2 separate regions of the Mus musculus genome follow, and region 2 is linked to region 1. The links are chromatin loops, found by intact Hi-C in ENCODE. Cell type or tissue: left cerebral cortex. All regions are shown on one strand. Each heading gives the region's core, and the rest is flanking DNA. Links, peaks and the distances in the headings are about the cores only.

Region 1 (16,212 bases), core at 4,329-12,328:
AAGGCCTGTGCCACCTCGCCTGGCAGATAAGTACTTCTTATCCCACTAGTGTAACACTTTCTTTCCTGGTTGGGGTTTCCTATGAGACCTAGATGAAATAACAACCCTCCTCCCAACACAAGTGTAGCCCTCAGCAAAACAGTTCAACGCACTTACAATGCACTTAAAATCTCACTAGCTTTGCTTAAAAAAGTACAGTAAAAAGGAAAAATACCTGTTGGCATCAGGACCTCCCAAACCTATGACATCACATAGGCGACAGAACGACCTGCAGACCTGTTGCCAAGACAACAGGCACCATATTCCCATAATCCACTTGGCTCATCTCCCACCTTTACCTGTGGTATGTCATTTTCCATATAAATAAGGGGAACAGCCCCCCATCTTTTCTCACTTTCTCTTTCTACCACCACCTTCCTCGCCACCCTCTCTTTCTCTTCTCCCCCTCTTCTCTTTCTGCCACCACCTTGTCTCTCCCTCCCAATAAAACCTCTTCCACGTGGAACTGTCTTGGTCTAGTGTGCTGTTGAGATGCAACCCGCCATTCTAACACATCAATACCTTTGAAAATATAGTCTTGACATAAATTGGGAGGTCTTCGTGTGGAATTCCATAACCCCTTACAATACTTAGCCCCCTTTAGTCCCAGCACTTGGGAGGCAGAGGCAGGCGGATTTCTGAGTTCGAGGCCAGCCTGGTCTACGCAGTGAATTCCAGGACAGCCAGGGCTATACAGAGAAACCCTGTCTCAAAAAAAAAAAACAAAAAAACAAAAAAACAAAAAACAAAAAACAAAAACAATACTTAGCCCCAACCTTACAGCCTTTCTCCAAAGTAATAATCTAAGTAAGGCACAAGGGTTCTGAAAGCACAATGTATGCTGTTTAATTCCAAGAGCAGACACCGAGAGGGAGTTCATTTCTATGGAAACACAGATTTGAGAGAGATTTCTAATCTGCGAAGCTATGAGTGCTGTTTTTTTGTTTGTTTTTTGTTTTTGTTTTTTTTTGGGGGTTTTTTTTGAGACAAGGTTTCTCTGTGTAGTCCTGGCTGTCCTGGAACTCACTCTGTAGACTAGGCTGGCCTCGAACTCAGAAATCTGCCTACCTCTGCTCCCTCTGGGATTAAAGGCATGAGCCACCACTGGCCGGCCTATGGTTTGTTGTTGTTGTTGTTGTTGTTGTTGTTCTTCTTCTTCTTCTTCTTCTTCTTGTTCTTGTTCTTGTTCTTCTTGTTCTTGTTCTTGTTGTTGTTGTTGTTGTTGTTGTTGTTGTTGTTGTTGTTCTTCTTCTTCTTCTTCTTCTTCTTCTTCTTCTTCTTCTTCTTCTTCTTCTTCTTCTTCTTCTTCCTTCCTTCCTTCCTTCCTTCCTTCCTTCCCTTCTTCTTCTTCTTCTTCTTCTTCTTCTTCTTCTTCTTCTTCTTCTTCTTCTTCTTCTTCTTCTTCTTCTTCTTTCTTCTTCTTCTAAGATTTATTTATTATATGTAAGTACACTGTAGCTGTCTTCAGACATACCAAAAGAGGGCGCCAGATCTTGTTATTGATGGTTGTGAGTTGCTGGTGGTTGCTGGGATTTGAACTCAGGACTTTTCGAAGAGCAGTCAGTGTTCTTAACCGCTGAGCCATCTCTCTAGCTCCCTATGGTTAGTTCTTAATTCATCTCTTTTTATTCAGATAAGATCTTGTTATGTAGTCTAGGCTGGCCCCTTTTCTGTGTGGTGTGTACTGAGGATAGTGCCTGTCATGGTTTGTATATTCTTAGACCAGGGAGTGGCACCATTTGTAGGTGGCCTTGTTGGAATAGGTGTGACCTGGTTGGAGTAGGTGTGTCACTGTGGATATGGGCTTAAGACCCTCACCAGAGAGGCAGGCAGATTTCTGAGTTTGAGGCCAGCCTGGTCTACAAAGTGAGTTCCAGGACAGCCAGGGCTATACAGAGAAACCCTGTCTTGAAAAAAACAAAAAGACCCTCATCCTAGTTGCCTGGAAGTCAGTCTTCACTAGTAGCCTTTGGATGAAGACATAGAACTCTCAGCTCTGCCTGCACCATGCCTGCCATGCATGCCGGGATACTGCCATGCTCCCACCTTGATGATAATGGACTGAACCTCTGAACCTGTAAGCCAACCCCAATTAAATGTTGTTTTTTTTTTTGTTTTTTTGTTTTTTTTATAAGACTTGCCTTGATCTTGGTGTTTGTTCACAGCAGTAAAACCCTAACTAAGCAAGCCAGTAAAGAACATCCCTCCATGGCCTCTGCATCAGCTCTTGTTTCCTGCCCTACTTGAGTTCCAGTTCTGACTTTCTTTGGTGATGAACAGCAATGTGGAAGTATAAGCTAAATAAACCCTTTCCTCCCCAACTTGCTTCTTGGTCATGATTTTTGTGCAGGAATAGAGACCCTGACTAAGACAAATTGGTGCCCATGGCCTCGTGTCTGCTAAGCAAGAGGTGTAGCTCTGAGTTCATCCCTACCCATTTTTATTTGATTTGATTTGATTTTGATTTTGAGGCAGGGTTTTGCTAAGTTACCCAGAGTCACCATGTAGCTCAGGCAGGCCTTGAGATCATGATGTTCTGGCTCAGCCTCCTAAGCATCTCAAATCTACTCATGTACTACAAGGCTTGAACAAATTCTTGATACACACACACACACACACACACACACACACACACACACACACACACACACGTTTATGTGCTGTGTTCTTGTGCACATTAAAAGGCATGGGACAGCTTGTAGGGTTCATTTCTCTCCTCCAACCATACAGGTTCCAGGGAGGGAACTGGAAGTTGTCACTCTTGGCAGCAAGTGCCATTTCCCATTGAGCCATCTTACCAAAGCCCCTCCCTTTATTTTGAAGTGTGATCTGAACATCAGCCCGGGTTGACTAGAACTCATGGCCATCAATATTCTTTCTTCAGCCTCCCGAGTGCTGGGATGGCAGCCACCATCACATCCAGTAGCTAGTCAGAAAGTGAGGACTATCCTAGAGTTTAAAACCCAACTTGTGCTGTTCAAATAAAGAATGTGTGGATGGTACAGCCCACACTGCAGAGGCCATACCAGCAAGATGGACACCGGCAGTCTCCAGACATGCCCCTAACCAGCAGTGGCAGGCTAGTGCTTGGGAACTGAATCCCTTTTTCTGCCCAAGTGTCCGTACGTATCACTTCTCCTAGGGTGGAAAGACCCTTGCCAAGCCCACCTCCAGTAAGGTGTTCCTCTGTACCCTTCAGGAGGATGAGCCCAGGCTTTCTGTCCTCGATCCTGATGCCACACCATTGGTAATGAGTCTTTTCCCTCTACCTGCTCCTTCAGCTAAGTTCAGGATCATGGCTATATAAACAATAACTAGAAGCCAGGAGAGAAGAGGGCCATCAGCGTGGACCAAGAGGGGTGAAGACAACCTGCTTCAAACGCGTGACTGAGATTTTCGTCAGTATGGAAGACTTCTCTCTCAGTCAACTTTACTAAAGTTTAAATCACCCATGTGTGCTCAAACCATCTAATCTCATTTTACCTGAAGCCAGTGCTGGCCTTGAACTGGCTATGCAGCCAAGGGTGACCTTGGATTTCTATGACACTGCCTCCCAACTGTTGGGCTTAGAGGCTTGAAACAGCAGACTTGGCTTTATGTGGTGCTCTGGATCAAACCACGGCTTTGTGCATGCAAGGCAAGTGCTGTACCAACCGAGCTATACCTCAGTCCTTCTTCCCACAGGCTGCCACCCAAAGGATGGTCAAAATCGAAGGAAATCTGGGGTCCCCATCCACACTGTCTGGTTTGTGGTGGGAGGGTCTCTTTTCTTTTCCTCTGAGAATGGGGTATGTGACCTTTGATTTTGCTGTTCTGATTAGATCTCTCTCCCCCGCAGCTCTGCCTAAGTTATTTTGGGGTAGGTTTCCATCTGGTTGACACTAATAGCCACTGCATGTTGATGCAATGTTTATGTCTAATAGTTGTCTACAGTAACTGCTATAGTCTGTGCTGTACAAATTGTGGATGGTTTTGGATACCACCCAGCTTAGTCCAATTCTTTCAAAACTCATCATTAGCTTCACCAATTACCCCTTGCCCCAAGTTGGGCTTTTGGCAATGGCTTCAAGGGCCCTACTCTCCCTGAACTTAACTGCTCTTACCAGCCCTTCCACAGCTATGGATTTATAAGTCTACTTTTCTCTTAAGGCTGGGTAGGGCCACATCTTTATAAATATTTCTCTGAATCCTCAGAACTCAGCACCAGTACAGTGCCTGGCCTTAGAGAGATGTCCAGTCATGAACTGTTCCCACATGGAGCAGTAGTGACGTCATGAGTAAGGTTAGACTTACTGTGGCCTCACGAGCACGCTCAGTCATGGCCTGGAAGCTGGACATGAGTGTGATTCTGGCTGCTTTTGCAGACATAACCCTGTTGCCAAGGACATTGGGAAGGAAACTGAGGTAAGAGCTCAAACACAGAACTAGTTTCCTTAGACACCTGCATAGCTGGGCCACTGGCAATCGGGAGCAAGCATCATCTGGATCATGCCAATTTATCTCATAATACCTTAATATTTCTTTTTTGAAAATTATTTTTATGGTTTTTAATAATCTATGTGTGCAATGGCTGATATGGTTTACATAAATGTGTGTGTGTGTGTGTGTGTGTGTGTGTGTGTGTGTTTAGGGAGGGTATGTGCACGTGGATATAGATTCCTGTGGAGTCGATAAGGTGTTGGATCCCTTGGAACTGGAGTTACAGGTGGCTATGACACTGCCTGACATGGGTGCTGGGAACTGAACCCAGGTCCTCTCAAAGAACAGTATGCTCTCTTAACCTCAGCTACTTTCTCTTGCCCAGCCCTACCCTTAACAGTTTTGTCCTTCCTTCCTTCCTTCCTTCCTTCCTTCCTTCCTTCCTTCCTTCCTTCCTTCCTTCCTTCCTTCCTTCCTCCCTCCCTTCTTTCCTTCTTTTTCTTGTTTTTTGGTTTTTTTGGGCCAGGGTATCTCTGTACTATGTAGCTCTGGCTGTTTTAGAACTCATTACGTAGACCAGGCTGGCCTGGAACTCAGAGTACTGCCTCTACCTTTGCAGTGATGGGATTAAAGGTGTGACCACTACACCCAGCAGAGACTTGTTTCTTTTTTTCATTTCTCTTCCTTTTCTTTTTTCTTTTCTTTTCTTTAAGATTTATTTATTGTTATATGTACTGGTGGTCTGTATGTCTGTGTGAAGGCGCCAGATCTTCTGGAACTGGAATTATAGACAGCTGTGAGTTGGCGCTGAGAACTGAACTAGGGTCCTCTGGAAGAGCTCTTAACCACTGAGCCATCTCTCCAGCCCCAGAGACTTGTTTTTAAAGACACTCAGAGTCGGGCGGTGGTGGTGCATGCCTTTAATCCCAGCACTCGGGAGGCAGAGGCAGGTGGATTTCTGAGTTCGAGGCCAGCCTGGTCTACAAAGTGAGTTCCAGGACAGCCCGGGCTATATAGAGAAACCCTGTCTCAAAAAACAAAACAAACAAACAAAAAGAATTTGGGATCACAGCTATCCATAAGGGACTTTATTAGGGGTAGGCTAACAACGCCGGGCTGATCCCAGTTTCTTACATGAACTATTAGCTGGTAGCATTCATTGAGCACACACTATGACCAGATGCTGACAGGAACAGTTCCAGACAGCACTTCTAAGTGCAGCTGCTCTCTGCCTGTCTGGAGAATAACCCCAGGGAACCTGCTAATACCGGATCCTCGACTCTGCTGGGGAACATCTCCTCAGAGTCTCCACAAATAGTGTCTTGGAGTGTGTGTGCAGGCGCATACCCAGGCGCGTACAGTTCAGGGGCTTATAGCTTGTGAAAGTCAGTTCTCACCTTCCACTCTGTGGGCCCCAGGGACCAAACTCAGGTCGTCAGACTGGGTGCCAAGTGCCTTTATGTCACCGGCCTCCTGTTCTTTATTCTTGTATCAGTTTAGCTTCAGAAACATTGCTTTAATGAACAGCTTGGCAATGACTAGCTGTGATGACATATGCTCTCAAAGGGGACAATAAGATTTCACCTCAGAACAAGGCTTTAACTTAGTGAGTTAAGGGCATGTTAGTCCATGCACCTTAGAGCAGGGTGGACCTAGGAAACCTGCAGTTTCTTAGGACAGGGTATAGGCTTGTGTCGAGGCAATGAGAAGGATCTTGTGGTGGAATAGAGAGCCCTGACAGACACCTTGTCAGACCTTGTCAGGGCAGGAGAACTTAGCACGTGCATCCCTCCACTCTGAGGTCACACACACCGGAGCCTGAAGCTCAGGCGCTAGGCCCACTCTGTATCAGAACACTCACTCTGTGTCTTCCGGATGTCGGTCAGCAGTCGGAGAGCCAAGCTGGGAGCCTGCAGACATGATTTCCAGCTGGGTCGCTATGGCACTTATGTTGGTATCTGCCACAACCTGTGGGAGGGAGTGACAAGGTATTTTACTGTAAGTTGCAAGGATGCTGGAGAAACCACGGCTGTATTCTAAACAGCATTCCTCCTGCACGGAGAGCTGGAGAGATGGATTATTCGTTTCTCGTTTCCCTTTCTCTCTCCCCATCTTTCTCACTTGAATTTCCTCCCTCACTTCCCGAGACAGAGACCCACTGGTGTTAAAACTCTCAATGTTCCTGCTGCGCCCTTCCCAGGGCCGGGGTTTCAGCATGCACCTCCATGCTGCGCTGGAGGCTTTCATTTTTTTCTTAAACTCTTTCCTTCATTTGACTTCCAGTGGCTGCTGCCTCTCCATCCCCTTCTTTATTCTTTTGTGGAACTGGAGACTGAATCCAGAGCCTCTGAACGAGGACTCTCTCACTCACCCATGTGGCCACACCCTCCTTTTGAAACCTTTTATTTTGAGGTAGGGCCTTACAGAGCAGCAGACGCAGCGATCCTCATTCCTCAGCCTTCCAATAGCTGCTGGAATCACAGGCCTGTGCCACCGGCCCAGGTACATTAGCCTCGTGCATCTTCCCACCCCACCATCCTCTCTTGCTGACTCTTGTGCAGTGTGACAGGCCTAGCTCCCAAGTTCCTAGTCTTTCTCATCCACACTGGGTCTTGTGCTATTAATTTAAATACCACCCGTGACGACATCCCCAGCTCTCTATCTCCAGCTCTACCTTACTTAACTCCAAACCCTTATGATGTGTCCCCAGTGATGTTCTTCAGGAACCCACTGCTAACGTCCCCAGCCCTCTGCCCCACAGCCTGGGCTCTTGCAGCTTTCTACATCCTAGATGACTGTGACCAGTTCTTGTGGTTTCATAAGGTAAGTAAGGTTGGTTGGTACCATCCTTGATGTCTCTGTCTCAGCCCACTGTCCTCCCAGGTGCTGCAGGCTGACCCACAAAGTCATCTCGTGGAGTTCTACAGGAACCACCTCACTGCTCAGCCTCACTTTTCTCAAGTAGCTTAGAACCAAGTTAGCATGGCGCCGATTACTCCAGACTCTGCCTGAAGTCATCTGCAGAGAACTGGATGCTGGGCCACAAGCTGAAGTCCTTCCTATGACCTTCAAGGTGTCCTGCCCTGTGGCAGCTCTCCTAACATTTCCCTGAGTTCAGCATTCTGACCTCATTGTCCTGCCGGCTGTCCTACCCCCACCCTAGAACAGAGCCCAGGGATCTGGAGGGCTGACTGTCCCACTGCAGATCCGGAGAGGAATTTGCCCAGGAGTGCAGGGAAACTTGATGTGACGCAGTTCCAGAACATACCAACAGAGGGCACACATGCCTCAGTTGTGAAACAGCTGTCTGTAAAGCAGGAGAAAGGCGATGGGCCAGAGGAGGGGTCAGAAAGAATTTGGGGATCATCCAGACGAGGGGAAAACAGTTATGTACAAGTGCAGCGTGTTCTAGAAATACAGTCATGGGAAGAATAGTCAACTAAATGGGGACATGCGCAGCATAAAAGCCTAAGACGCGTAGCATAAAAGCTCCCTTCTAGACTCTCTTCTTCCAGTAGCAGGCAGGGCTGTCTCACATAGCCTAGAGCCTCAGCAGACGCTGCCTGCTCTCAAGGCACACTCTTCACAAACAATTCCATTCCAGCTTCTCCAGGCCTGAGCCTCCAGGACCCACATACTCCCGACTTTCTCGCTGCTGGTAGGGTCTGCTCTCTGCTATCTCTGCTTACCTCCAGGCTCTGTCAGAGGCCCAGGTGACTTCAGAGTCAAGTGACAGCACATCCATCCCCTGGCTTTAAGTTCTGCCGCTGTGCTTATAACCCAGCAGCTATGCTCGGCCCAGTCACCACTTTGGGATTTGCATTGACATCGCTCAGCTTATCAAAATTAGGATACCAAGTCCAAGTTTGGACTTGGGGGGTGGGGGGTAGCTCAGTGGCAGAATGCCTGCCTAGCATGTTCCATTCTCAGAGGACACACAGCATGCACCCCACCCTACTTCCTCTCCAAACTCTGGACCCTAAAACACACTCCCTCTGCTCAGCTGACTTTTCCTTTCATTTTTTCCACTTATTATCAAATTACACCTCCAGCTCCCCCATAACGAACTAAGAAGGTATAATACTGAAACCCTGCTGGGGCTGGGACTGTCATCTGAGACAGGCACTGAGGTGCTCAGTCCCAGTAGCCTCCTGGTGCCGCCTGCTCCCGAATGAGTTCCCAGCCCTGTTCACTCTTCTCTTCTACCTTCCCCTGTCATCTTCCCGGATACACAATGGCACTCTCCCCCTGGAAACCTTTCACCACTGCCCCTTTGTTTGTGGGAGAAGACGCTAAGCATGTGCAGTACCCCCGACCCCTGACCAACACACACTTCTAATCTTTCCTCCGTTCCTCTCAATCTTCCAGACTTTTCTCCCTGGGAATCTCTACACAAGCCAGCTTAGCTGACAGCCTGCTCCTCGTGCGACCTTCTCTAGTGCCCCTGCCTAAGTCAATTCTTCCTGTTTTCTTCTGCATTTTCAACCCGTTTCTTAGGGATTGACAGTGCATGTTTTTTTTTTGGTGGCTGTGGATCTCGGCTCCAGCTCTACGAGCAGCAGGGTCATGCCCCAGCATGTGCCTATGGAAGAACCCTGAAGAGAATGAGTGGGCTGGAAGCCTTCAGGAGGGACAGAGAGATTGAGGTGATTATGTGGAGACGGGGCTTCTGGTCCTTTAAGGAGAGAGAAAATCTAACAGGTAGGCCCCACTCCACAGAGACATGACAGAGGGAGTGAATGAAGGACGTCCAGGCACTGACCAAGCTAATGTCATTTTGATATTTTTGTTTTGCTTTTTTTTCAAATGATTTATTTTTATTCTATGAGCATTGGTGTTTTATCTCATGTGTCTTGTGTGAGGGTGTTGGATACCCTGGAACTGAAAGTACACCAAGCTGTGAGCTGCCATGTGGATGCTTGGAGCTGAATCCTGGTCCTCTGGAAGACCAGCTCGCGCTCTTTCTTAACTGCTCAGCCATTGCTTCAGCACCAACTTTTTCTTTTTACGTTTGTTTAGTGTGTGTGTGTGTGTGTGTGTGTGTGTGTGTGTGTGTGTGTTGGGGCATGTGATGGTTTGTATATCCTTGGACCAGGGAGTGGCACCATCTGAAGGGGTGGCCTTGTTGGAATAGGTGTGACCTGGTTGGAATGGGTGTGTCACTGTGGATGTGGGTATAAGATCCTCACCCTAGTTGCCTGGAAATCAGTCTTCCACTAGCAGCCTTTGGATAAAGACATAGAACTCTCAGCTCCTCCTGTGCAATGCCTGCCTGGATACTGCCATGCTCCCACCTTGATGATAATGGACTGAACCTTTGAACCTGTAAGCCAGCCCCAATTAAATGTTGTTGTTGTTGTTGTTGTTGTTTTTTTATAAGACTTGTTTTGTTTACGACTCCATCTTGTTTCTTTTCCTTCTTTGAGAGTTCTCCTGAGTGTTTCTCACTTAAAGTGACTTGGACCTCAGGAACAACAGGTATGCCTGACAACGTTTGAAGGCAAAGGGTAGAACTCAGCAACTTTCTTAGCACCAACATAACTCTGCATTGCCAATCCTGAGAAAATGGCCTAAGACAATGATCAACCAGTGGATAGCCAGACCAAGATGACCTGGAATCCTACCCGAGAACTTCGAGCTCCTTTGATTCTCTGCTGTGTGCCCAGGATGACTGTTGGCAGCTGACATGGATCCTTGGGTCACAGTGGTTCCCTGTGGGATCAATCTGCTTATTTAATAAGCTCCTTTTTTTGGCCTCACCCCATCTCCTTCTGGATTTTATGGGGAAGAGGAGGTAAGACAGGGTCTCTCTTGTGTGCAGTCTAGGCTAGCCTGAAACTGATCCTCCTGCCTCAGCCTCCTGAGTGTTAGGAGTACAGGCAAGGTGTGAGCCCCCAGGCTCAGACTGTGTGGGAAAAGAAGCTGAGCCCAGTCTACTGGGATTCCTGGGAGCCAGGCTTCTATCAGAAGTGAATGCTTATGGAACTGAGTGGCACACGGTGATCTCATGAAAAAGAAGCTCAAGCTGGTCACACAGGATATGCTCATGGGACTATGTCATGTCCCTATTGGACGGAAGCAGAAAAGTCATTAAAATATTGCCCGTTTCTCCCTTGTTTCCTTCCTTCTTTCTCCTTCTGCTGCTTCTTCTTGTTTGTGTGTTTGTTTGTTTGTTTTATTTTTGAGATTAGTGTCTTAACATACAGTCCTGGCTAGCCTAGAATTCTGAGATCAATCCGTCTCTGCCTCCCAGGAGCTGGTACTCTAGGCAGGCACTACCACATCCAGCCCTCCCACTCCCCTGGAGACTGTGTATCCCAGCCTAGCCTGAAACTCATAGCCATCCTAGAGTGCTGGGATTACAGGCAGGAGTCACCACTGTGCCTGGTTAGAATCTAGTACTCTCTAATCCTATGTCAGGAAGCAATCACGGGGCATGAAGGAAAAGGAGCACCAGACTTTACTTTCCAGACCTAGCTGTCACCCCAGTTACAGTCCATTACACTCACCATAAAGCTTTACTATCTAGCTGCAAAATATAAAAAAAAGTCCTGCAGTTCCCTCACCACAACGAGCTCTAAAATGAAAAGGGAACCACCCAGAATCCACCCAGAACCTTCTTGCCAGTCTTGAAGGAGTGCAACCCTCAGGCTAAGTGTTAAATATGAAGGACAGCAGGTCTCCTGTGGGGAGGCCCAGGACAGCAGATCTGCCACCTGCAGGAAGAGCTGACCGACCCAGTAACTTGATAAGCTATGGCTAAACCTTCCCTGGGGCTTGGCTTGGGAATGGGAGGAGCTACTGTCTAAGGGTTAGGTCAGTGGTGTACAAGTTCAACACTGAGGTGGGACCTACGTGTCCTGCTCAGCCTTGCCTCTGAACACCAGGGACTGGGGACTATGGTCTGAGGTAAGTAACCACAGGGTCCTTTGAGGAAGCAGGGGAAGGCCACCAAGAGGACAGAAAATAGACTTTATTTTTCTTTATCAAGCGAATCTTGGACTTGTTGTTCTCAGCTTCACTGGGTTCTGAGAACAGGGATGGGACTGGGGAGGGGGAGGGGGAGGGAGGGGGAGGGGGAGAAGCAGTCCTGCCCTCAGGGAGGTGTGCAGTAGAGGTCCTGTGAGGGGCGACAGGACCCAGTGATAGCCAAAGTGGGAAGGGACACAGTTAGAGGCCTTTTATGAGATGGGGGCGGGGGCGGGGGGTGGAAATCATGGTCTCTGCAACTTCAAGTGTTCTAGCCTCTGGGTTCCCTGGCCTGGAGAGGTGAGATCCTGTAACTGGCGTGGCAGAAATGAAGACAGTCTAGGAGATATCTGTGACTCTTAATCTCTCATACTACTGAAACAAGGAATACCAACAATTTGGATATTTCCCTGGGAAGCTTGTCCTGGGAGAAGGGAAGGTGGCAGCTAGAGGGAGAGTTTGTCTTTAGGAAAGAGATGCCACACAACTCTAACACCCCACAGGATGAGGGGGAAGTCTAGACAATGAAGGTTAGTGGTGGTGGAAAAGGTCTTGGGCCAGGACTGCTTATATGTATATCCTTGGCCCTCTTTTTAAGCTCCAGTCTTACTTCAGGACCCTAAGATGGACTGTGTGTGTGGTCACTTTGTCCCTCCTTCAAAGAGGGACACATTACCACATCTCCCTTTTCCTGCTTTGTGCTATGAATGAGGCTTACTATGCATGAGTGTGTGCTGTGACTCTTAGGTTTGGTGATAATCCCACCCTGGGATCTGTGCTCTGGCCTTCTGCCTCATGTGCCCTGGAACCCTTTCCTTTCTTTCCCCAGAGGAAAAGGACAGTTGGGGAATATGGCTGATGTCATCCTGTTCAACCACAGCCCTTCAAAACATGAGCCTGCTCAAGGATGAGTGCTCCTTACATATGTGCCTGGTGATGGAGATGCACAAGGGTCAGGCTGGGCGGCTAGACACAGAACTGCTGGGCGACAGGCATGAACGTATTAAATCTAGTTGAGCTGCCTCTTTTTTTTTTTTTTTTTTTTTCGAGACAGGGTTTCCCTGTGTAGCTCTGGCTGTCCTGGAACTCACTCTGTAGACCAGGCTGGCCTTGAACTCAGAAATCCGCCTGCCTCGGCCTCTCGAGTGCTGGGATTAAAGGCGTGCGCCACCGCGCCCGTCTTGAGCTGCCTTACTTATTACCAAGTGACTGCAAAACTTAGAGATCTCTCACCAGACGTCTAATGGGAGTATTTTGCACCCCCTCCAGGTGTAGTTATTATTAAACACTTGGAAATTACAGGCCTGAGTCAGAGCAGCCCAGCAGCCTGAAGGAAGAGTCCCAACTTCTCCAAGGCGGAAGAGACCAAGAGGGGAAATCTGTAATCTGCGTTCCCAAAACTACCAACAAGAAGGAAGAGGTGGGAAGACCTGTCATTCCAAGGAAGAGGAGACCCAGACAGAGCCGGTGAGAACAGCAGTCATGGCAGCAGAGACCCACCTACAGAAGGAACTGGGTACAGACGCCCACCCACCCATGACCTGGGAGGCTACCAACCCAAAGGAAGAGGAGGGGAGGTCTCAACTATGCATGGACAGCAAGCTGCTGGACAGGAAGGCTAGGAAACATGCACTGTCTCCCAGGCCTAAGGAACAGCCAGTAGTATCCACAGAGTTGGAAAATGAGCCAATAACCATGTTCCCCCCTCCCACCACTCTCTGCCAGGGTGTGTTCCCTCCTCTCACGAACCTCACACCGAACTCTGTGTTTCCCCCTCCCACTGCGCTTGCCGGTCAGTGTGTGTTTCCCCCTCCCACTGCACTTACGGCTCACTCTGTGTTTCCCGCTCCAAATGCCTTGTTCTTTCACTGTGGTTCCCTGTCCAATGGAGTTTCTCTCTCAACCTGCAATTCCTTCAACTCCTTTATTGGAGTTCACCTCTCAAGCCATTCTCCTTGAGAAAGTGTTATTTCATCAGACACACTGGCTTGTACTATAACGTCTGGGACACTACATGACTTAAAAATAAAGCTGAACTCAACTACAGCATTATGTTCCACAGTAGGTCAGTCTATGTTCAATAAACTTTTTGGTTGAGCCACTTGTGCATGCCTTTATTGCATGGACCACAAAATGGGCAGCTCTCCTTAAAAACAGGTTTGGGGGCCTGGTGGCAGTGGCGGTGGTACACACCTTTAATCCCAGCACTTGGGTGGCAGAGGCAGGGGTTCTCTGTGAGTTTGAGACTAGCCTGGTCTACATATCGAGTTTCAGGACAACCAGGGCTACATAGAAAAGCCCTGTTTCAAAAAACTAAATCAAACAAGCAAACAACAATAACAACAACAACAAACAACAATAGAACAGTTTTGGGAGATTATGTCTTGGAGAATTGAGAAGTCAAGATAGTTTCTGGGAACATGGGCTGTTACAAAGCACACGAGCCTGTGTTCCCTGCGTGGAGCTTTCCTGAGCATCTAACCCCGCTAGGGAACACTATTAGATTTCACTGTTAGATTTGTCAGGGCTCAAATCTCTTTGTTATAAAATGTAAAACTCAGCATCCACACCCAGCCTGCATCTGTACTTAACTCAGCATCCACACCCAGCCTGCATCTGTACCTAACTCAGCATCCACACCCAGCCTGCATCTGTACCTAACTCAGCATCCACACCCAGCCTGCATCTGTACCTAACTCAGCATCCACACCCAGCCTGCATCTGTACCTAACTTGCATTCTAGATTGAGAGATGCAGATGTTATTAATCATGGGAGCTGAGAGGCCAAGGTGACCCTGAGATAGTGGGCATGCTAAAGAGCAACAAATGCCTAGACCTGACTCTGGTATGATTTGAAGTAGCAGAAAGTATTTATCTAGAGCCCACTGACAATGGCTTTCTTGACACACTGATTTTTTTTTAAAGATTTATTTATTTTATGTATATTTATTTATTTATATGTAAGTATACTGTAGCTGTCTTCAGACACTCCAGAAGAGGGAGTCAGATCTCGTTACAGATGGTTGTGAGCCACCATGTGGTTACTGGGATTTGAACTCAGGACCTTTGGAAGAGCAGTCGGGTGCTCTTACCCACTGAGCCATTTCACCAGCCCGACACACTGATTTTTTAGGCTTCTTAAATAAGTCTAAGGGTCTAGACTGTAACACATAAGAGGGGCAAACTGGCTGCTAAACACAGAGCGCTCTAGTGGCTCAAACCCCCAATGTCACCTGGAATGCTCCAAGGATTTCTCCCAGGATTATTTAATTTCTATTTTTCTAGTATCAAGGATTAAAACCAGGGTCTCATGGTTTGTGTTTGTTAGGGTCAATCCAGGTTGTCCCCCAAGACAATGTCTGTGATACCAAAAGGAATTTCGCCATTCTCAGACTCCAGATACTATAAAGAAATATAAAAATAAAATATAAAATTTAAGATAAGGAAACATGAGCACTGTCCACTGTGGCCCATTTAGTCTTCGGCAGCTCTGTCAGGAGAGGGCTGTGCTGGGTGTTGCTGAGGGAGCCTGCTAGATCTGGAGAAGCACTGGCTCACTGTTCACTCAGCCCGCCTGTTCCACACTTCCTGTCCTTTCCTGCATCACGTGGCTTCCTCCTCTTCCTGAACCCCAGTGTCACTTATCCCTCACACCCTGCATAGCCTCACGTGCAGAGCTTTACCACCATCTGACGTCTAGGGCACATCCTACACCAAGTAACCCAGAATCTAAGGGAAGCTCTGGCAAATAGAGACCTGACTGGGCCGCCAAGGCTGCGAATTCTCAAGCCGGCTGACATGGTGGTGGCTCATGTCTATATTCCAAGCACTTAGGAAATTGAGGCAGGAGAATTGCTGTGGGTTCAAGACCAGTCTGCAATATCTGATAAATTTTAGGATAGCCAGAACTACATAGTAAAATGTTTTCTTAGCTCCTTCCAAAAACAACAACAAAAACCCCAAACCAAAATGAACCCAAAACAAACAAAAAAGACCCACCAAAATCCAATCAACCAACAATAACAACAACAACAAAAAACAAAAAGAAAAAAAAAACACCACCACAACAAGAAACCCCTCTTTTTTTCCTCCCATGTATGTTTCCTAGTTTTGAAAGCCAATACTGGGCTGCACATGGTGGCACAGGCCGAACAGGCCTTTAATCTCAGCATTTAGGAGGCAGAGGCAGGAGGACCTCAGAGTCAGAGGCCAGCCTGGTCTATATAGTGAGTTACAATACAGCCAGGACTTCATTGAGAGAACCTGTTTCCCCAACTCCTCTCCACAAAAAGTAAAAATTGGGGCTGGTTAGGCAGCTCAGTGAATGAAGGTTGCCACCAACTCTGACCACCTGAGTTCAATCCCTGGGACTGACTATTAATGACTGCTCTAAGCTGTCCTCTGACCACCACGCATGCACGCATAGACGGACCAAATAGATGGCTAAGTAAGAATCGCCAGTCAGCACTTTAAAGTCTGCTCCTCCATCCTTCCTTCTCTCTGACAAATTCTTTAGCAATTTCTCTCAGTATTTGTTTCCATATTCCTAAATAGCATAATTTTACTTCTATTTGTTGTTTAGCTAAATTAATTAATTGGGTTTTGAAACCAGGTGGACAGACTATGCAGCCTGGGTTGGCCTGGAGCTCTACAGTCCAGGCTGGTTTGTGATCAGTCTCCTAAGCAAGCTGCTACTCCTCGCTGATAAACTTTTAAATGACCTAGTCTTATCCGTGGGTGGCCAACAAAAGCTGTAACTCAGCTGATCTTTCCACGGAAGCATCC
Region 2 (16,212 bases), core at 3,501-11,500, 200 kb after region 1:
AGTTTGAGGGCAGCCTGGTCTACAGAGTGAGTTCCAGGACAGCCAGGGGTATACAGAGAAACCCTGTCTTGAAAAAAAACAAAAACAAAAACAAAGTAAATTTAAAAAAAATAAAATAAAATAAAAAATAAATGAAAGCTCTAATTCCTTCCCAGCTATGAGCCTGAAAAGTGGCAGACTCATCTAATGTATGGTTCCACGGTGACGGCCTGCTCCGGTCACTCAGAGGGGCCAACCAGAACCAGCACGGCATGCTTTCTCTGTCCGCCATCAGGCTCCATCCTGTGGACGTCACAGAACAGAGTCTTGACCTCATAGCAAACTCTCATCGTGTTCTAAAGCTTTCTCCCATCTGTGTGTAATGCACGAGATGTCATGGCGACGTGCTTCTGCCAAGCTGGTTCCAGCCGTGAAAGACAGCATAGACCCTGCCCTACAGTTCTGAGTCCCGGTGTGATGATGGCACAAGAGTCTCACCTGGGATCTCAATATCAGAACACAAGTCAGCATCACATTGTTAGGTGAATAAAAGTATATGAAAGTTGGTATTCTGAGTTGGCAAAGAGAGGCATAACACTTTCAGAATTCTTTAATGGAATCTAAGTTATTAATGTACTAGAATCAACTATAATTTATGGTTATGAAAATACTTCATAAATGTTTCAAATATGCACCCCTTTATTAATATTTAACAGCTCCATCCAGTGAGCTAGCAATTTCACTTAATAGCATTGGATACTTTACCATAGATTAGGAGAGACATAGCTCATGTAAAGGGGTGGTCTCACTTCCATCTATGCTATAATACAAAGAGAATGAGGCAGAGGATATGGAGCCTTCTCCATACACAGAAACTGAAGGATCAAGTTGAAATTCCCAGCCAAAGTTGTCCCGAGACAGGGTAAACAAGTTCTAAGCTCAAAAGATCACAGTGAGGCGATGAAAGGGACTGGAGGGCGAAAGGTAAGCAGAAAACAATGTAATCATGGTTTAATCTCAAAAAAGTGAAAGCAGCAGAATGGAGGTAAGTGTGACAGTACAATACACTGCATACAAAGCGAAGCGAAAGGCCTACACACAATCTAACACAGCTCACAAACCTAAATCCAGGCTGCTGCTCGTTAGTGAATGAAGGTGTCCCATGTCATCAAATCTGCCGTGTTGACCATTTCCTTCAGAGGACGGTATGGGGGCCCGGGAATCAAGGCCAAACGTTTCTTCCATCTTGAAAAAGAAGAAAACCCGAAATTCAGCATGTTAAAAAGCAATGGAAACACCACAATGTTGTTCAAACCAGGCAGCGATACAATGGATAACAGGCTGCAAGCTGCTTCACCTGCGCGCAAGCGCACACACACACCTCCTACCTCCCACCTCCCTGCCACCCTAATCCCCCGTACACGGGTTATTCTCCTGAGTCGCAACAAATGCTGCATGAGCCTAGGACTTGGAAACCTGCATAGTTAGGAAGAGTTTTGTTTTTAAGCATTAACAAATGAATACAAACCAGTATCTCCCAGAGTAGAAACAGACAGACAGACAGACCTGGCTGTCAATCAAGTCACTTGGTGATACATGGCATCCTACATGTGTTCCTCTGACACCCATGACATCGCTGCTATTTCTCGGCCTTTGCTCGGCTCCCTCAGCACTCTTGTTTTCTTTGCTTGTTGAACTTAAGTTTCATTTTCCAGACAGGGTCTCACTTGAGTAAACCAGGTTGGTTTTGAACTTGCACACACCAGATGCCTGTCGTGCAGGTCCGCCCAAACCAGAACTGACAGATTGACAAACACTGCTGATAACTTAGTGCCCTTTCCTCTTTTCTTCCCTTTCTGGCCTCGTCTTTTATGGGTTTTTACAGATATACACTGCTGGAATGCTAAAACAAAAGGGCTTATGTTAAATCAAAATACTCAAAGAGGTTAAGTAGTGAGACACAGACTTTTAAATTGAATGCACTTGAAACACAGCAGGTACAAAAGGATTGCTTTGACCTTCAAGCTGTTTCCTACAAGAAGCCGGAATTGAAATCCACTCATGAAAGACATTGCCCCTGAAGGGAAAGAGAGAGCAACTTCTTCTTCAAGGATAAGCAGCAGAGACCTTAAGTCTCTCCCTAACACCAAGCAGCACTTTCACAAGTTATTCTTCCTCCACACTCAGTACCGGGGGAACTGACTCTAGCTGCTACGAGGCTCCCATGCTACATAAAGCTATGAAGTAAATACACATATGTTTCTCTTGTTTATCTATTTTTAATGCAATTTAATTTCAGGGCCCTGCAAGCTAGGAAGCAGGATTTGTCTGGTCCCACTTGTCCCAGGTAGAGGTGTACAGAGGCAGGTCTCAGTGAGGCATCCAGGCATGGAAGCCTTAATGAAGGAGACCAGAGACTGGAAAGAAAAGGCCCAGTAAGAGATTTCCAGACAACCCGATAATAGAATGTTCCATCTGTGAACTAAACTGAGTCTTTCCTAAGCATCAAAACCACTGACACACTGACCTTATCCTTATACTTCTCAGGATGAGAAATACATTTCTGATGTTAACCTCCTCCAGAAAATGGTATGTTTGTTATATTGGCCCACAGACATAGAACATAATTTGTCATAAATTTCTATAAGAATAATTTTTTAAAAATTAATATAAAGGAGGTTTATTGGCGAGAAGGAAAGAGGGAGAGGCAGAAAGGGTAAGAAGGAAGAGCGAGAGGGAGGAAGAGGGAAGATCATAAATTAAAATTTTATGCTCTCCATATAGATATATTAACTTAAATGATTAGCATTTTTAAAACTTCGGTCTTACTTTTCCAAACTCTGTAACTTGCTCTAGCTCTGTAACTCTGGCTAGCCTTATCTATGATCCTCTGCCTCCAACTACTGACTGCTGGAATTACAAGAGTACCGCCACAGCAGGGACTATTGTTTGTTTTTTATTGTTGGAGATTTTGATTGCTCAAAAGTATGAATGGTTATATTTTCTAATGATCCACTTTCTATAGAATTAGAATAGTCAGACTTCGGGCCTAGAGAGATGTCTCAGCAGTTAAGAACACTGACTGCTTCTCTAGAGGTCCTGGGTTCAATTCCCAGGAACCACATGGTGACTCACAACCATCTGTAATGGGATCCGATGCCCTCTTCTGGTGTCTGTAGACAGTGACAATACACTTACAAATAAATAAATAAATAGGGCTGGAGAGATGGCTCGGCGGGTAAAAGCACTGACTGCTCTTCCAAAGGCCCTAAGTTCAAATCCCAGCAACCACATGGCGGCTCACAACCACCAGTAATGAGATCTGATGCCCCCTTCTGGTGCGTCTGAAAATAACTACAGTGTATAATAAATAAATCTTTGGGTTGGAGCGAGCAGGGAATGAGCGAGCTGAGTTGGCCGGAGCAAGCAGGGTTGACCAGGGTTGATCAGAGTGAGCAGAGGTCCAAAAAATTCAATTCCCAACAACTACATGAAGGCCCCAAACCATCTGTACAGCTACAGTGTACTCACATACATAAAGACATCTTAAAAAAAAAAAAACCTTTAAAAATAAAATAGTCAAACTTCAGTGGTAGAGAGTACACGCTGAGAACTACTATGCTAATTCCTGACAGCTTTCCCGAAACAAATCATGATCACAGAGAATATAAAGTCAGATGACCAATGGAGCCCACAATGCACCATTCAACTCAAAGATGGCATGGCTTGAGAAGTAAGGTCCTGTCCAACTGGAATAAAAGGAAAAGTGACTTCTCAAAGAAAGGAAAGGAGGGACGAAGGCATGGAGGACGTAAAAGGGAAGGCATTTTGCAATATTTTTGGCTTTTAGTAAAGCAGATTTTTATTTTATTATTTTTATTTTATTGAGTGAGTGTTTTGTCTATATGCTTGTCTGTGTACCTTGGTGCCTGCCTGGGAGGTACTGAGACTAAACCCAGGTCCTCTGGTAGAGCAACCAGTGCTCTTAGATGCTGACCCATCTTTCCAGCTTTCAGTAAGCAAATTTACAAGCTTAGATCTTAGAAAATTGAATTTGTGGTTTTTATTTTCTCTATAAATAGAGAATGCCCCCCCCCATCATTCTGAGGCAAATAATACTGAAGTAAAATCAAAACAAAAACAAAAGCACAAACAAAAAAATCAAGACCTTTAAAAAATATGGGCAGATGGTTGTAAAGTAGGTTTTCCCACAAATACATATTGAGTCAATAAAAAAAGATGCTTAACATCACTAACCACTAATTAACAAAATGCAAATCAGTCATAACGAGATAGATGTGCTGGTGCAAGTCTATAATCTCTGCTCTGTGTCCCCAGCACTCAGAGAGGCCTAAGGCAAGAGAAAGTAGAATTCACAGCTAGCCAGAGCTGCTTTGAGTCTGCAATGCCCACCACAGGCCATATTTTAAGGGCCTGCAGTGATATTTTGACAGCAGCTGGTCACCAGGAATGGGCCTCTTAGGGTTCCAGTCACCTCTGGTTCCAGCCTGTGTTCTCTGTTCCCTGTTCACCATCCCTGAATAAGCTTCTCCCACATTTCTGCCACCAAGAACTATTTCCTGCCATTTTGCCTTCCCTCTTATAATAAACAGGTAGAAATCCCTTTGAAGTAATGAGCCTCTTCCTTTACATTTTCTGCTGGGCAGCTATCAACTCATACAACAGGACAGTAACTAAGGCACTGGGATATGAGCAAGTTGTCATCTCAAAGCGAATCACACAGTAGGGCACACTTGCTACTCACAAACACAAATTTGAAAAACTCAGGCAAGCCAGCATTAGCAAGGGTGTGGCAAAGCTGGACACTGAACATTGCATGGTACAATGCTCTGAGAAAAGCTAACCCAATCCCTTTGGTCACATCACCATAAGATCAGAACCAGAGAACGAGGAAAGGAAAATACTTGGCTGTCGGAGACAATGTTGAAGGTCCTTCTTGAGGTCTCTGAATTCTGTTGGTTTAAAATCAGGGTCTAACTTAGCACTGACCTCAGATTTACTGTGGAGCAAAAGCCGACCCTGAACTCCTCACCCTCCCGCCTCTACGTCCCATCAGTTGGGATTACAGAACCTGGTTCATACACTCCATGTACGTACCATGCTCAGCTCTTCCCAACATCTTCCTATGGAAACGCCCCATTCTTAACATGCCCCATGAACATACACATTTCATTTATAGTGCTTAGTATTTGTGAGTTCTACAAAAGTTCCAACAAGACACTTCTAACAGAATACCTCCCCAATAAGCATTTCCATTAATAATCTGGGCCAACTATGACTTTAGGACTTCAAGAGCAGGGACTTCATATTCAATGGACTGTGACTGCAAATTCTTCTCTTTTAAAAACTTGCCTTAGACTCCTAGAAAATGCTTACTGGTCACTATGACCTGTGCATTCTCAGTTATTCTGTTATTCCCAAATAAACACCACAAGCCTTCGGAGAATCTCTGATTGTGATTTAATTTGGCAACCCAAGAGAACTGAAAACAGGTGATGAGCAGGTATTTATATACCAATATTTACAGCAACATTATCCATGAATAATAGGGTGGAGGACTAGAGACACTGCTCTACTAAGAGCTAGACTGATCAACCTAGGCCTCCCCTGAGGCCCTGGTATATAGAGAAGTGTTTGGCAAAGCCAGTAATATCCTTAGTCCAGGGCCTTGAAACCCACTCATCACACACCTTGGGGCACTGATGTATAGAGAAGAAACACAGCCTTCTCTACAACCAGGAATATGCTTGGCAGAGCAGGTCATGGCCTGAGGCCAGGGCCTTGGGGGAACTATGGCTATGGTTCAGTCCCAAGACTGCTGTAGGCTAGATTTATAATGCTCTTGAGAAACCACGTTGCCCTTGTGCAACTTTGTTTAATTAGCTTCCCGCTGCCTTGATCCTATTGTATGACAGACTCTGCTTACTCTGCCCCACTTCTCTCCTAGAAATAGAACATAAGGTGCTGTACTTCTTAATGAGCTTATTTGGTCCAAGACATAGCTTGACAAGACCTCTTGGTCTCAAACTTTCTTATCTTCTCTATGTTCTACCATTTGCTTCTGAGCTTCTGGTCCCCTTTCTGAGGACCCTGTCATTGAAGAACAACTTGCTGGTCCAGGTCATGGCTTCGTAGCTAAAAGCACATATGGCTGTTTCAAAGGATCCTGGTTCAGTTCCCAGCATTTACATAGAAAGCCAAAATGTGGCACATGAGAGAACATTCGCCGAAGCTTCAGGCTAAAACCATCATATATTTTGCAAGTACAAAAAAGAAGCCATTCTCTAGAACTTCCCTTGCATAATTGAAAGCAGCAGCAGCAGCTGGCTGGATGACACAGGCACCTGAGAACTGAGGCAAGTCCATTTCACGGTGGACAAGAGCATGTTCTACATAGTAAGCCCATGTCTCAAAAACTGCAAAGGCAGGAGAGACGGGGATGCCAAGAGGCCACTTGTGGGAAATAAGCAGTCACAGGTCAATGAGGATGGGTCTACGTCCATGAAGAACAGAAGGCCAATCCTCATTCCAGCCTGAAGGTGGCAGCACCTGTAGCACCGGAATAATAACACTGTCACAAATTTCCTTGTCACATTTGTCCCCCAAGTTTCATTTGTGGATCCTAAACAAACCAATTTGTTGTACCCACAGAAAACTTTTCTGAATTCTGCACTAACATTGTCTCTCACTTTAACAGATACTCTCCGGGATCAGCTCTGAGAGGGTCAGAAGAAAAGATTTTTCCATTGAGACATACATACAGGGTTAATTCTTCTACCTCAGTGAGGTCGTCTGACATACACATGAATGAACCTTGAAGAGCTTATGCTTCATGAAGTAAGCCAGACATATAATGGTAATTATCACAGCTTCACTTCTATGAAGTAGTCAAATTCTTAAACAGAAGACAGAGTTACAGTTAGTGCCAGGGAGAATGGGCAAGGGGAGGGCATTTATTAATTGGCGGGCTCACCATTCCTATGAAGGAAGATAAGGTTCTGGAGATGGACAGAGATGGTGGTTACACAACAGTGCAATGGTATTTAATACCATCAAACTATATGCCTAAAAAGTACATAATACAGACATTTACACAATTTATATGGTCGGCCAGGTGAACAACACATACAAGAAACTGTCATAGTTCATCCTTTACCTAAAACAAGAGCATGTGGGTGGTGGAGGAGAATCAACATAGAACTTCTTAGGTATTATTTATATGCTATAAATAGAGTCTTAATAGGACAGAGTAGTAATGTTCCTCAACCCTCTTGAGGACCTAACTGGGTGCTAGGAACTACATGTTCATAATACATTTGAATAGTTTTAAATCCTCTCAAGGATTGTAATATTATATATGTTAATAGTATCATTGCATATCTTAGTTTATTCCTAAATCTGAAATAACTATGTATATTACACAGGTAGAAAATTCCATATGTGACTTGACAGAATACAGGCCACAGAAAATACTGTACACAGTCATCTTCAGGTTCGAGAAGTTATGTAGGAAACAACAAACATAGATTACATGATAATGTATGAATGATTACATGGTAAGGTATGATTGATTACATGGTAAGGTATGATTCCAGAAGTCCATCAGTACAAACAGCGGGCAAGTAAAGATCCAAGTCCACCCTACCATCATTGTAGCAGGGAGAAGAATTAATAGAAAATTAAGTGGTAGTGGTTCAGAGTTTATTAGTGCTGAAACAATCTTCATCAATGTCCTACCATATAATACATATTGATATGTCCATAAATCATACATGAATTTTGACTAAATGTATGGAGTAAATATTCTAAATATATTTGTGTATTTCATCTCTTGCCTTAAATGTCTAAGCAGCAACACGGACCAAAATTTCAACTTGTGTTTTATTTTAGTGAGAATTCTATTGATGAGAAAAAGCAACCACAACAAAAGTGTACACGCATTGAGCAATCTTTGATTCTAGTATGCTTATTTAAGTGAATATCCAGTATGAGGATGTAGGGAAGGGCTGGCAGAGAGAGAAAGCTACTGTCAGTGGGGGACACCAGGCAACTATGTCACTGCTTCCAGCATCCAAGACCACTTACACATTAAACACATCTGTTCCCTAGCAGGCTGCCCAGAACCCTCTTCCTTGAGGCTATATTGATATCTAGGATAGCACCTTGCCCAGCAGAACAAATCCACAGGATTTACTAGAGGGAACGAGAAGAAATGTCCAAGGGAGAAAGCTGGCTTCCGTCTACCTTGCTCATCACACAGAAAGAGATCAGCCTGTGCAGACAGCAGGGTCCTGTGTGAGCACAGCACCTCATCCCTTTAAAAGATCCCTCTAGGGCAGCCAAGGCGGCTCGGCTCAGAGGGTAAGAGTACTTGCTGATCTTGCAGAGGGCTCTGGCTTGATTCCCAGCACCCACATAGCAGCTCACAAGCTGTAACTTGTAACTCCAGTTCCAGGGATCTGACATCCAGTTCTTCTTCTGCAAGCACCAGCCATGCACATGGCATACATACATACATGCAGGCAAAATACTTATGCATGTAAGAAAACTAAAACAAAACTTCAACAAATAAAAACCCCATCTATAGTAACTTTCTTCTCATTGTCTGAAAATTAATTCAGGCCAGAAAATAAACAAACAAAATAAAAACAAAGGCAATTAAAAAAAAAAACAAACAACAAACCATCCAGCAGGTGGCCAGGAGGTGGTGGTGCACACCTTTAATCCCAGCACTTGGAGGGCAGAGGCAGGCAGATTTCCGAGTGTGAGGCCAGCCTAGTCCACAGAGTGAGTTCTAGGACAGCCAGGGCTACACAGAGAAACCCTGCCTCAAAAAAAATTTAAAAGAGAAGAGAAGAGAAGAGAAGAGAAGAGAAGAGAAGAGAAGAGAAGAGAAGAGAAGAGAAGAGAAGAGAAGAGAAGAGAAGAGAAGAGAAGAGAAAAAGGAAGGGAACTAATTAAATATAACTTTATTTTAAAAAACTAAGTTTACTGGTGATTTAATACTAAGGTTAACCCATTAAAAGGTAATGCTTCCTGCCAAGTCTGAGTCTCAAATGGGAAAGTAATTCTCTGGCACACACTGGTATTGCATCACACATAGCAGGGAGAATGCTATGAACAGCAAAGATAGAAATAATAATGTACAGTATATAATAATGTATAGCATATAATAATGTACTATATGTTCATTTTGCCCTGATTTGCCCTGACAAATATACCACATAAGAAACATATAACCATGTCACCCTGAGGGAATTTAAAAGAAAATCTTAAGGATTAAAAGGACTCTTTATTGAACTAAGAAGTGAGGAGAAAAATGTTACACACACGACAAACAAAACAAAACCAAAAAACCCACCACCACCACTACCAATAACAACAACAGAAAAATAAAACAAAACAAAAAACCAGCGAAAACCCACTAGCTCATGATTCCAGAGAAGCGGTGAGACACAAAAAGGAGTGACCTCAAGGACACAGCTCAGCTCCTGGCAGTGCATCCTGTCGGCCATGCTAACTGTGAGAAGCCCATTCAGTTCTGCCTTATGAATGGAAGTAACATGAGCGAGGGGTGTGGGGGCAGAGCGGGGAGCAGGTGGTGGCTGTGTCGCAAAGCCGTACCATGTCTGCAGTGCTGTAGCTATACTGCTGCATCTCCTGGGGATAGGCACTCATCATGGACTCTGCATCGTGACACTCCAGCCTTTCGCCTCCTGAGAGGTTAGCATGCAGCCACTGTGTACCAGCCTGGAGTTCCAGCACGGGAGATGCAGGAGCGGCCTCCCGAATGTGTGGTGGTGGTGGGTTTGACTCCATGGCCCGGAGGTGATCTTGATAAAGTTCATACTCCTCATCGACAAGCATCTCTCTCTCCTCACCCCTGCCGTCCAGCGGAGGACTCAGGAACTCATGCATTTCCCAAGCTTCCGAGCTGCTGTCCACGTCTTTTTGTTGGAACTGCAAAGACTTTCCCAAATCTAGAAAAGGTTCATCCACGAGTTCTTCAAGATATGGCTCATCTCTAAATCCCTGTAAGAAAAGGTTTTGAGAAATGTTAGCGTCACTTGTCTTACAGCTGCACTCTACACCTCAATCAGGAGAAGTGCCAACCTGACGGGAGCTCTGCCCTAACCCATGCGCGCTCAGAAGCACAGGCTCATTGGTATCACCAAACAGGAAGACACTGCAGCTCACTCTGCCGCCAGAACATGCACAACTGAAAGCTTCATCATACGGTAACTACCGACAATTCTCCACCACAGCGAGGAATTTGGTCAAAATGCGACACCGCTTCTGTTTAACTCCTCCCTAACACAGTTCCCAGTTCCTAACAGCAGACACACTTCCTACTTGAGATAGGAAAGACAGCAAGCTCAGCGTGGTCATGCATGAGTTCTCAACACGAGAAGCTATTGGACAGTTCAAAACCCATCCTTTTTTACTTTGTCGAAGGACAGAGGATTGAGCGGAAGGTGCTGCACTTCCCAGGCACCACTCCACTGCTGAGCCCCACCTCTAGCCCTTCACACGATAAGCACATAGTCAGTCATATGTCAAGTGCTTTGAGTAAGTATAATTTTCTCCTAATAAGCCCAATAACAGAAACAAGATTTTTACCTACACTGAGCATATGATAGAGAGGAATAAAAAAAAAAAATATAATTTCTGCTAAGCCTCTGCCTTAACTGTGGTGAGCCCATGGCTGCTGAACACAGAGGCCTAATTTCCTATAGATCAACACTCATCCTATTGTAAGCCCCATCCATTAAGCACTACCTAGTATAAGTTCTACAATCAACTTGGCCCTCTGCTTTCTTCTCATAACTCAACAGCACACGGTTAAGCTTCGCACTGAAACAGTAAATCAATACCACAAACCTGGTGCAAAAACCAATCAGAGTCAGAACATATATTTGAAACATCATGACTTACAAAATTTTAACACCAAATGTCTACATTTTTAAGCGTGGTGGACATTGTGGGAATGTCTCTCAGTCCAAGACACTGCACATGGAACACTGCTGAACTATTGCTACCAAGAAAAACAAAGAATAAAGTGCACCGTAGGAATAAAATGGGAACACTCAATATATACCATCTAGGATTATAGCACCCAAGAGGTCTGAGTACGTAATCTTCTTGGGAAAGCATCAAATATGAATCTGTATGTTTGGCTCCATGTTCTACAGCATTTTACATGGATGTCTGTTTCCACGATATATTCTTTCTCTAAAATGTTAGATGTTTATTAGTGTTTTAAAAAATATGCTTGTTCTTTTAAAATATTTTTATATTTATTTGGGAGTGGAAGATTTATCTGGGGGTGGAAAAGTGAAGTGCCTTAGCACATGGGTAAAAATCAAAGGGTCACTTGTGGGGATTCGTTTTCTCCTACCTTGTAGGCTCCAGATATTGAACTCAGGTCAGATTTGATAGCAAGTGCCTTAACTGAGCCACGTTGTTAACCCCAGTGTTTGTTCTTTGAAAATGCCTTACATCTTCTGTCATTAACAAGACAATGTTAGACTAAATGAAAAATTTTAATTTAAAAAATAGTAATTACAGAGAAAGAAGCTGTAGGGCACACCTGTGATTGGGGGAGGGGAGTTCATTTGTAACTATTTAACCGAGTGAGTGGCACAAGCTTGTGTCCTCTTACACACACACACACACACCACACACATTCTCATTCTCTCTCTCTCTCTCTCTCTCTCTCTCTCTCTCTCTCTCTCTCATTCAAATGGCAAATAACTTCAGCAAATACCTGGGGTGCCTCAAGGATTAAAGATGAGTGGATCTCATGAACAGCGTCTGCAGGCTCGCTGCTGTCACCATTGTTGTTTGAATGTAAACTAAAACGCTCTTCCTTCTCATCTTCCTGAAAATAAAAACCACCTTGATGATCAAAAAGCTCCTTCAGCTTCAACTTCTCTTTAGACGGCTCTCACTCATCCACTGCAATAGCTGAACAAGGGCTATGCAAATGTTGTCAACAAAGCAAACATTTACCAACAATGAAAAGAAAATGAACTGTAGGCCACAACTCATCGATTTGAATTAAAGAAAAGCCCCTCGCTCACCAGGAACAGGCCTTGCAGGTACAGCTACACAGTGACCCCTGCACCAAGCACAGTACTTGATCACATTCACGTGCTCATCATCAATGGGCACTCTAAGAAGAGAGCACCGTACTGATGAGGAACGGGCTCAGTTACCGCTAGTCACTCAACAGTTACGTGTACAGAATCTGACTTCAGAGTCCTGGGCCTCAGTTACCAGTCCATGTGATTATACTTCTACAGATCAGCAATGTGAATAGTGAGATGGAAAGGCCTCGGGGTACACAAGCTGGAAACCACAGAGTAAGCCCCAGCTCTGTAGCCAGGGCTCCAGGGCCTGTGTGTCTACTTAGTGCTAAAGACAGTACAGTTTTAAAAGCCAGTTTACGAGGATTTTTGTACCCAGTATGTTTGAGGTAAGTTTGCAGAAGAAAAGATGAGTTGCTAACATGGATAAGGTGGTGATTCCTCACTGTAGTTCTATGAGTACAGTTATTATATGGCTTAATACTACAGAGGTAATTGTAATCTGCAGCTGTCCTGGGAGCCTCACACTCTAAGGAGAAATGTGAGCTAAGTGACAACTCACAACGAGGTTAAATCCCTCCCAGGGCCTTGCTCTAGGGCCTCTGCCTCTGCAGCACTCCCTCCTCTGCCAGCAGCACAGGATGCAGACTCTGTCCGTAACAGGTGCCATGTTTTCACACCTCCTCAGACTTCTTAAAGTTGCTTAAAGGGGAAGCCTGTGAAGCCCTCTCCTACAGGGCACACATGGCTAGGACTTTCCCATATAGCCATGATAGCTGAGTAAGTAACTGTCAGGGAAAACATAGACAAATACTTGCTACAACCCAAAAAGGTGAACCTTATAAAAATATTAATGTTCTCCCTCCTGCAAAAACCACACTGTGTACTTCAATTTACCATCTGTTGCCTATGGCAATACATCTCATATATGAAAAATTCAAGATCTTGGTTAGCCATGTACTTGACTTAATTTTAAATGATTAAAGTAATTGATAGGTGTTATATTCAGGCATTTAAATGTGTATAGAGGAATAAAAAAAATAATGCTGGTAGGGCAGGTGATTAGCATGGGAAGCATGTGAGAGGCTTAAAATACAGTGACATACAAGTCCTAGAGTCAATCTCAAGCACAAAAGTGTAAAAGGAAGTACAAGGGTCACAGTGCAGTTTCGGAATTCAAAAACACTTTGTGCAGTACACTGCTCATTATTCATATATGTGGTGTGTGTATGTGTGAGTGTATGAGCATAACTGTCACTACCCACCAAGCTAGTGAGGTGCCGGAGTTGCTGTCATGCAACATACTAATATATTTATACACTAAAAGAATTTTAGAGGCAAGAAAAAACTGTAGTTTTTTAGTCTTGCTCATTCCACTATGAATTTTTATAAATGATTCATAGAATAAAACTGGTCAAGTTTATCAAATCACCAATATATGTTTATGAAATGCAAAGTGCTGCATCAGAGTAGTACGGGCGACCCACTGAGGAGGGAGACTTGTGAAGAGCTGGCAGCCTGAGGATGGGGTCTCCACCTCCAGGTCATCCTTCTCCCTCTGGGTTCTTTGTCGCCTACACACCTTTGAGGTCTGAACTCACTGAGTTATTCAGAGCAAAGCTAGACATAGGCTTTCTGAAGCCCAGTCTGACAACCTACCGTGACCAAATTACTGTTCAGATACATGCAGGCAAACTAAACAGGACACTGTAATAAAGCTAGCTTAGTGTGCTGTGCCTAAGAAAGGGTGTAAGGCTGGAAACTGTCCAGTCAAGCTCATACTTTTACCCTACTCCTTCTAATGATCAAAGTTTGGAAAAGTTATTCAACTCCCTCTGTCTCCACTGGCCCATTTGTAATGAGTGACAAAAGGATGCTTAACATTGCTTTGAAGATAACACTAATTAATACATGTGAGCGGCTTAAAATATAGTGACATACAATAAACACTTAAAACTAAGTGAAAATAATCAAGTATTTGTTTTACACTGAGAATCTCAACAACACAATTTTAAGGAGCGATGGTGAGGAACAGTTACATGAAATGGTACATCTTAGAGTAAGAGGACCTCAAAACAATCTGACCACAGAAAGGCTGTCAGCACTAGGGATCAGAAGACATGCTGATGACAGGAAAGTATGAAAATTGCATTTCCATATGAACAAAAATATGAATTCCAGCTCCCTGTACCTTCTTAGCATCAGTCTGGAAGAGTGGTTCTCAACCTATGGGGTGTGACCTCTTTAGGGTGGAACAACCCTTGCACAGGAGTTACGTATCAGATAATCTTGCGTATTAGATATTTACATCGTAATTCATAATAGTAGCAAATTAGTTATGAAGTAACAACAAAATAATTTTATGGTTAGGGTCACCACAACTTGAGGAACTATAATAAAGAGTAGCAAGATTAAGAAGGTTGGAAACACTGTTCTAAAATTAAAATACAAAATTATTTTAATTTACATTGAAGGGACTTGACAAGAACTCAGGATTCTAGAAACCTGAAGGTAAAGGGGTGGTAGTAGTAAAAGTAGCAGGGACAAGGCTGGCTCCAACAGCAATGAGCAGTCACTCAGCAGTGTGTCGCATCGGCGGTGGCATGACCCTTATTTCTGAAACTTGCTCTGATAAATCAGACATCAGAAACTTGCTTACTGCTCTTTTGGAACAGCACTTTGGTGCTAGGGACTCTGTTTGGGTGTGGATGCCCAGTACCCACATAGGGTAGCTTTCATTCACCTCGAACTACAGCTCAGGGAATCTGATGCACTCTTCTGGCCTCTGTGGGCACTGCACACATAGGCAAAAACCGCACACACCTGTGCACTAAAATAACATACCTCAGTTTAAAAAAGAAAAGAACAGAAACATGCACAGGGTCAAACACATAGTAGGTCACACGGGACGGATTTCAAGGCTAGAGTGTCTGTTTCCCCACTCCATGTTCTTTACAGAGCTAGTTTTATTTCCCTTTCACACAATTCAAGCCTTACAGGTCAGGCAAATTTGTCTTCCAAGTTCATGTTTTTAACTACACTTCTATACCAATTGAGTTCCAAACTTACCACCAAAGGCTTACAGATGCCAAGATGCACCACACCTGGGGGTACAGCCTTCAACACTTCCACAGCCTCAGCAAGAGTGGCATTGTCCAAGGAGAACTCATTGACGGAGACTAGGCGATCTCCAGGTAAAAGTTCTCCACTTCTTTCCGCTACACCATCTGCCACCAAGGAGCGAATCACAATCACTGACCGCGTGGGATCCAGGGGGTCCTACAAGTCAAATGAAAGAAAGACAGCTCCCTGAAAATAAATATGCAGGCTTAAGAAAGCTCTAACAACTCTGATTTGTTTATCTCACACGGCAAGTACTCTGCTGCTATTCTATAGACGCTTAAATCAATGAAAACATCATTCTATATATCTTATAATATCAGCTTACATCATGGTAAAGACATAAACATAACAGTTTCAACTGTGGTCTAAATGCTCAATACATATAAATTTATTCTTTAAACTTTCAGTGACTGGCCACAAGAGATCTGAGAACAGTTAGGCAAGATTCTCTGACACTCTCAACCTTAGTTACACTGTAGAACAAAGACATGGCTATTGGCCCATATGCAGACTCTAAGGGCAGCATAAAATAGAAACAACACTCCATCATTCAAATGCAGCATTCTTCTAGGAAACCACTTAAGGTCAGGAAGGAGAAAGAGAGAGAGAATATTTTAAAAGTGTATTTAGGAGCTGAAACGATAATTCACTAAGAGCACTTACCCCCAAATCATAGGAACCAGAGTTTGAATGTTGACACAGTCACCTATAATCCTACCTCCAAGTGGGACAGACATGAGAGGATGCTGGGGTTTGCTGGCTTCCATTCTACTGGAGAAAGGCCAGCCCAAGAGTCAAGGAGAGATCCTGCCTCGAAGGAAAAGGCAGAGTAATAGAGGAGGGCACCTGGCACCCTCTTCTGGCCTCTGCAGTGTATGCAGGTACATGAACCTTACCGCTGCACCATACACAGACTCATATAGACACAGACATGGACAGACAGACAGACACCACACACACACACACACACACACACACACACACACACACACACACAAGA

The links. Hi-C counts contacts between places; a loop is a spot of excess contacts. Peaks named below come from ENCODE experiments on the same cell type or tissue, not always from the same donor. Only the 100,000 strongest peaks of a DNase experiment are listed, where the experiment ranks them.
Region 2: a loop joins it to region 1, with 4 times the contacts of the local background. A loop is called at or near these places in 8 of 42 quality-filtered maps.

What each region holds. Positions count from the first base shown.
Region 1 is chr4:98,694,209-98,710,420 of GRCm38, reverse strand. Patj (PATJ, crumbs cell polarity complex component) reads right to left here. Exons shown (of 44, transcript NM_172696.2): 43 at 6,320-6,426. Gm35137 (predicted gene, 35137) reads left to right here and starts at 11,278. Exons shown (of 2, transcript NR_168468.1): 1 at 11,278-11,367; 2 at 12,697-13,528. It overlaps Gm35073 (predicted gene, 35073), which reads left to right and starts at 9,666. Exons shown (of 2, transcript NR_151609.1): 1 at 9,666-9,783; 2 at 9,885-10,567. In left cerebral cortex, for the core only: a CTCF peak has its summit at 7,722 (motif pointing right); a DNase peak (open chromatin) is centred at 7,765.
Region 2 is chr4:98,490,694-98,506,905 of GRCm38, reverse strand. Patj (PATJ, crumbs cell polarity complex component) reads right to left here. Exons shown (of 44, transcript NM_172696.2): 18 at 15,159-15,368; 19 at 11,768-11,881; 20 at 9,625-10,032; 21 at 1,101-1,224. Among named protein-coding and RNA genes, the nearest start is that of Gm40210, 81 kb to the left of the region's middle. In left cerebral cortex, for the core only: a CTCF peak has its summit at 6,537 (motif pointing right); a DNase peak (open chromatin) is centred at 6,537.